2 separate regions of the Homo sapiens genome follow, and region 1 is linked to region 2. A link is a contact called in ENCODE Hi-C or POLR2A ChIA-PET data. All regions are on one chromosome and are shown on one strand. Each heading gives the region's core, a stretch centred on a gene start or an enhancer-like site at or near the end of the contact. The rest is flanking DNA. Distances are from core to core; before and after follow the strand shown. Region 1 overlaps ARMH3 (armadillo like helical domain containing 3). Region 2 overlaps ARMH3 (armadillo like helical domain containing 3).

Region 1 (2,700 bases), core at 156-2,655, 68 kb before region 2:
CAAAAGCAGCACAATGTTGTGTTTGAGCCGAATAATAATAATAATAGAACCCAGTAGGATGTTGTTAATGTTTCTGTTGAGCTGACATCATCACCTTTGATAGGGCCAGCCATCCACCTTAGTTTATTTGATTTGTTGATGTGAGAGAGAGTAGTTAGTAATTTCTTTTGTTTTTCTCATTCTTCCTTACCCACAGGTGCATGGATTGCTTTTAACCAAGTAAAAATGGAAACTTTGATGGTTTCTAAGCCATTAAGCAAAGATTGAGCAGGATGTGCAGAGAGAAGTGTGTAGTTGTTGGAGAGAGAAATACTTGAACAGAGCTTCATGGAGTCAGCTTATTTTACTTCCACTGCAGGAAGAAGGGGCATTGGAGAGGCAGGCTGCATTTAAATAGTATGACTTTCCATCGTCTGAAAACATGGGTTGTTTTAAAGGCAGATTTATACTGACATTTTATATTCAACATTTATCTATGGATCACAGTTGTTACCCTCTCACTCTGCCACATCCCGGTGATAAGTCGTTATTTTTATCCCCATTTGTTGGGGAAGGGAGTAGAGATATAGAAGGGTTAAGTGACTTGCTAAGGATCATGGAACCAGACGCTAAACAGAGTCATGATTAGAACTTAGAGTTCCTGACTCCTATGCTCAGACACAGATCACTAAGCAACATTTGCTTGCCTGCAGGAAGAAAGGCCCCCTAAGCCCCCAGAACAATCTGTTCAGCTTCACTGTGCTAAGTAACATCCAAAGCATTCACAGCTTTGTGAAAAAGAAATTGTACATGGCCTGACCTTTTAGATATCTACTGGGAAAAATGGAAAACCCAGGGAGTATCACAGCGTTCTGGATCCAGCTGGCTCTCCTATTACTGGCAGAGGCCTATGACTTCTTGGTTAGGTACATCTCAAGACTGGCAATTGAGAGCCTTTCGTTGGAAGCTTGTTTTACTTTTAAGTGTTGCCATACAGGACTGAAATTTTTCAAGAGAAAGGCTGACTCAAGCCATAGATTTATCTGGCAGTTCTTGTGTAGATGTAGCTTTGATAGTTCAGCAGCCCCTCTTGATTTTGAGAAACTATGCTTTGAACTTTTCATTGTGTGCTTCTTTTAGTTTAGTTTCTTTTTTAAACTTTTAATTTTGATGTAATTATAGACTTACAGGAAGTTGCAAAAATAGTATATAGAGTTTCATGTACCCTTCACCCAGCTTCCTCCAGTGATGACATCTTATATAACTCTACAACATTGCTTCTTTTAGTTTTGAAGAGAGTATCCAGGCGGGAAAGAACATAGCAGTAAAAACTAGAGTAGATGGGAAGGGGAATTTTGGCAGCTGCTATTTCTATCTTGTTTTTAAAATTGCTCTTCCTCATTCTGCTAAATTTTCTCTGATTTAGGCAAATATGTCACAAGATATATTCTAGGCTGATGTGCCTAATTAAGACTGCTTTAGCTTCCATATGCAAAAATAGAGAGCCTCTTTTCCTCTATGGGTGATCAATTCCTCTCAAAATTAGAATGTTCTAATTCAGGGGCATTAGAAGGTATCTTTCTGGTTCTATAATGTAGTTATGAAATATTGTCTACAGCAGTATAGAAAGCCCAAGGACTAAAAAGGAATGCCAGGAAGCTTTTTTCCCTTTCAAATCACTACATTTGGCTGAATCCAAAATTTACACTATTTTGAATCTTTCTCTCATCCCCTCAGAAACTTGGCAGAAGCAAAAGATAAGAATCTCTAACAGGTTTAGCCTGTTACAGGGAGAAAAAGATTCCCACGTAAAAGCCCCCAAAAGAGCAAGAAATCACTTTGTTCTTTTCTCTGTGCATGCAGTCACTTCCTATCCAGAAAAATGTCAACTCTCATAGGCCCATGAGCATTTTGTCAAGTAAAAGGGACCAGGGAAGGATTAGCTGTGCTTTTGGTTACTCTGCCTATATTAGTTTCAAAGGGACATGTCATGTGGTTTCATAAGGTATCATCCTTCTCTGGATCTCGAGGGAGCAAGACAAGTCTGTTATTGGTCCTACCTCATTTTGGCAAAAAGTAAAGTTATTGGTTCTGTGTCAGATGGCTCCACTGAGACATGGTCTCATTGACTTTTAGATTTCTTAAAGGGTGATTTTGGCTATCACTCCTTTAGGAAACGGTGGGGGGAAAGGAGCAGGTGGTATAGGGCCCTAGAAGAAGGCAGTGGCTCCTGAGCATGCTTGGTTAGAGGCAGCTGCACAGGGACCCTACATTTCCCAAAGTCTAGGATCTGGGAACTTTCATGTGGAAACTCATTTTCATGAAAAAGAAGAGGCTGGGTGCTAATTGTGAGGTTTGCATTGTCTGCAAGAAAATGGGGAATGGAAGATGGTTGAGAACCTTATTTATTTTTTTTTTTTAGCAGATACACATTGACTGCAAGGAAAATGGTAAGGATGGAAGCAGATTTCCGTTTAAAGAAAGGATTTGTTCTATTTCTGACTCATTTAGAGGAATGTGGAGCCTTTAGTCAGTGCAGGCTGTTGACATACTGACTTGTGTGCTGTGTTCACCTGGAGAGGCTGATAGCATACAGCCAGAGCCATTTCATTTTCTTGTTTGATTCTTTGGCCTCTGTGTCAGTGAAGTGCTTAGGCTTGCATCCAGACAGATGCCTGTATTCTGAAAAGCCACCTAGAGTTGTTCCCCGCCCCCTGCTCC
Region 2 (2,700 bases), core at 133-2,632:
CCCCTAAAGACCTTCATCTTGTTGCACTATTATGATGAATGTTTGGAGCTGGCTCTCACCCCCTGCTTTACTAGCTATTACTGGAGGTGCCGTCAAAGAATCAGGCCCCAAATTTATCCTCCCATTAAGTCCTCTCCTGGGCAGCGCTGCTTGGTTCTGAGTAGCAGTCATCTAGTTTCCCCTCCTTTTCCCACCTCCCGCTGCCTTTGAATGTAAGGAAACTGCAGGCCCTGTTGCAGACAAAGAGCTGTGGTAGAAAGTAAGGTTGCAAATCACTTTCTACCACAGCTCTTTGTTTGCTCTTGTTCTAGACCTGAAGAGAAGTGCGCACGTATGAGTGCCTGTGCGTGCATCTGCTGTGAGACCTCCAACATCATTTTCTGTCACAAGCCCAGCCCAGAAGTGCCACAAGTGACATTTCTTCAGTTGGTTGGTTGTATCTGTCTCCCAGCAATGTCTTTAGGATTTCTTCTCCATAATAAGTTAGAGATGTATCGGTTTCTGGACACAGGGACCTTACCTACTTCTGTCTATTCATATCTGTTCCTCTGAGTAATAGACATATGGTCTTTGGCTTTTTAAACTAGTTATATGATTTTTTGAATTTGTCTCACAGCTACTCTTAACAGCCTTCCCCTTGTGAGAGTTTCTGTTGAATAAAAGCTTTCTGGGTCTCTGATGTAGTTGGTTGGCATTTGGTCAATTTGGGGCTTTCATTTTGACTCTCAAAATTATTTGCAGAAAGAAATAGGGCCAAAAGGTGCTTCAAGTGCCATTTGTAAATCTTAGGATAATTGATAAGTATTCATTTATTCTAGCAAGCAGTGGATTTTGTTAAATAATAGATACTGATTAGGTCTCAACAAATCTGACCCTGTTAGCTTTGGTGCTAACTCATTAATAAAGCTGATGTTGAGGCTGCCATTAACATTAGAAAAGCGATGTTCCCTAGTAATATTTCTTTCCTTGAGGAGAAACTATTTTGCAATGAAGTTTTAACTTCTTCCCTTTTCAGAGAGACTATCAACTTCACTTAGGCAGAACGGTTCAATACTTTGGGCAGCTTGTTTATTCTTTATTTACTTCTTGATTTACCAAACTATCCCATTTTCTTTACCTCACTGACATAACTGCTACCCAGCCCCCCTGCTTTCTCCCATCCTCTCTACCTCTCAAGCCTCCCTTCTGTAGCCAACCCTACCACCTGCCACAGTATCCACACCCAGGCTTCTTATAGGAAGCCATCTCTGTGAGGGTCTGTCTGAAAGCAACATAAGTCAGTGCTGGAGCAGGTGAAAGCAGCCTGCTTTTTCAGAGCTGACGAGAAGGGCGAAGCTCTCTGTCACAGTGGGTGGGTGAGCAGCTAGGGCCGAGTAACGCCACGTCTCAGTGGTTAGCACCTGCAGGCTCAGAGCTGACAGTGCACTGTAATAAGATTCATCTTTGTTCACTTAACTGATGTGGGCTTTATGGTAAATGTTCGTTTGCTTAATTACTTTGGCAGACTTGCTGATTGCCTTTCCTGAGGAGTTCTAAAAGGTCCCCCTGGGATGGAGTATAAGCCTGTTTCCGTGTCTTTTAATTTCATTCTTTTCCTGGAGTACTTGAAAACCAGTACGTGATCCATATGGCCCACCCTCTCATCTCTCCTGTATGTGAACATCAGGACCACTGCTATCTAGTATGGAATCCATATGGCCCACACTGGACCACTGGGAAATCTTGACAGGTTTCTTCCTCCTTTGTGCACATGAGATCCTCCTCCTCCACCACTGAGGTATTATGTATGGCTCATCTAGTCTAGTTTAGGATTCATATGCCTCTTTTTCTCTAACTGGCATGGGATCCACAGAATATTTCCCTCCTTCCTCAGTCTAGCATGTGATCCACTAAAATAATTTCCCTTTATTTTTAGAGACAGGGTCTTGCTCTGTTGCCCAGGCTGGAGTACAGTGGCATGATCACAGCTCACTGTAACCTCAAACTCCTGGGTTCAAGCAATTCTCATGCCTCATCCTCATGAATGGCTAGGGCTATAGGTGTGCACATTATGCTGGCTAATTTAAAAAAAATTTTTTGTAGATATGGGGGTCTCACTATGTTGCCCAAGCTGCTCTTGAACTCCTGGCCTCAAGCAGTTCTCCCACCTGGGCGTCCCAAAGTGTTGGGATTACAGGCATAAGCCACTGTGACCAGCCAATTCGCCTTTATTTTTGAAGTGACGGGAAAAGAAGACTAGTCAATTGCTCATTTTCTTGCTCTCCCATGCTTAAAATTTAAGTGTCTTATAATAAATTGATTAATTGGGCTAATGGGAATGAGGTGTAATTAAAATATTTCAGGTTTTTGTCTCATGCCAGTTTTTAAAAAGTTCTTAATTCATATTCAAGAGATTGGAATGTTCACCATTAATCAAAATTAGATCAGTTTTGGGGGTTTTGAGCTTATCTCCAGTGCTTCAGAATTCCTCTTAGGTATGTGTTAGGATTTTCTTATGTTCTGAAAAGGGACAGAACATCTAATACACATTTTCTTATAGGCCATTTTGTTCCTTTATATTCATTTGGCATTTCTGAGCGTGTAGAGGAGCCTTGCTTCTGGAAATAGGAAATCCAGGAAAAGGGAAATAGGAAAACCAATTCCAAAGATTATTAGAGGTTTTCATTCTGTAGCCCCAGGAACTCTGCCAGTAACTTCGGA

The links. A loop is a pair of places that touch in the nucleus more often than their neighbours do. ChIA-PET counts read pairs that join two places held with the same protein, here RNA polymerase II (POLR2A). Pooled maps may share reads with other maps.
Region 1: a map of GM12878 shows a loop between it and region 2 (2.9-fold over the local background). The contact joins two enhancer-like sites. A Hi-C loop is called at or near these places in 18 of 168 maps with a recorded cell type or tissue (B cell, GM12878, IMR-90 and 7 more), 36 of 37 single-sample maps with no recorded cell type and 14 of 50 pooled maps. POLR2A ChIA-PET finds 5 or more read pairs at or near these places in 13 of 52 experiments (A673, B cell, CD4-positive, alpha-beta T cell and 10 more).

Annotation. Positions count from the first base shown.
Region 1 is chr10:101,967,741-101,970,440 of GRCh38, reverse strand. All of the region lies in intron 20 of ARMH3 (armadillo like helical domain containing 3), which reads left to right. Among named protein-coding and RNA genes, the nearest start is that of ARMH3, 87 kb to the left of the region's middle. Within about 2 kb of position 1,405, at least 3 of the 41 ENCODE cell types and tissues checked have a DNase peak (open chromatin) inside an H3K27ac peak, as active enhancers do; they include B cell and GM12878, where a contact is called at or near this core.
Region 2 is chr10:101,900,198-101,902,897 of GRCh38, reverse strand. All of the region lies in intron 23 of ARMH3 (armadillo like helical domain containing 3), which reads left to right. Among named protein-coding and RNA genes, the nearest start is that of KCNIP2, 58 kb to the right of the region's middle. RefSeq lists enhancers at 1-432, 432-591. Within about 2 kb of position 1,382, at least 3 of the 41 ENCODE cell types and tissues checked have a DNase peak (open chromatin) inside an H3K27ac peak, as active enhancers do; they include B cell and GM12878, where a contact is called at or near this core.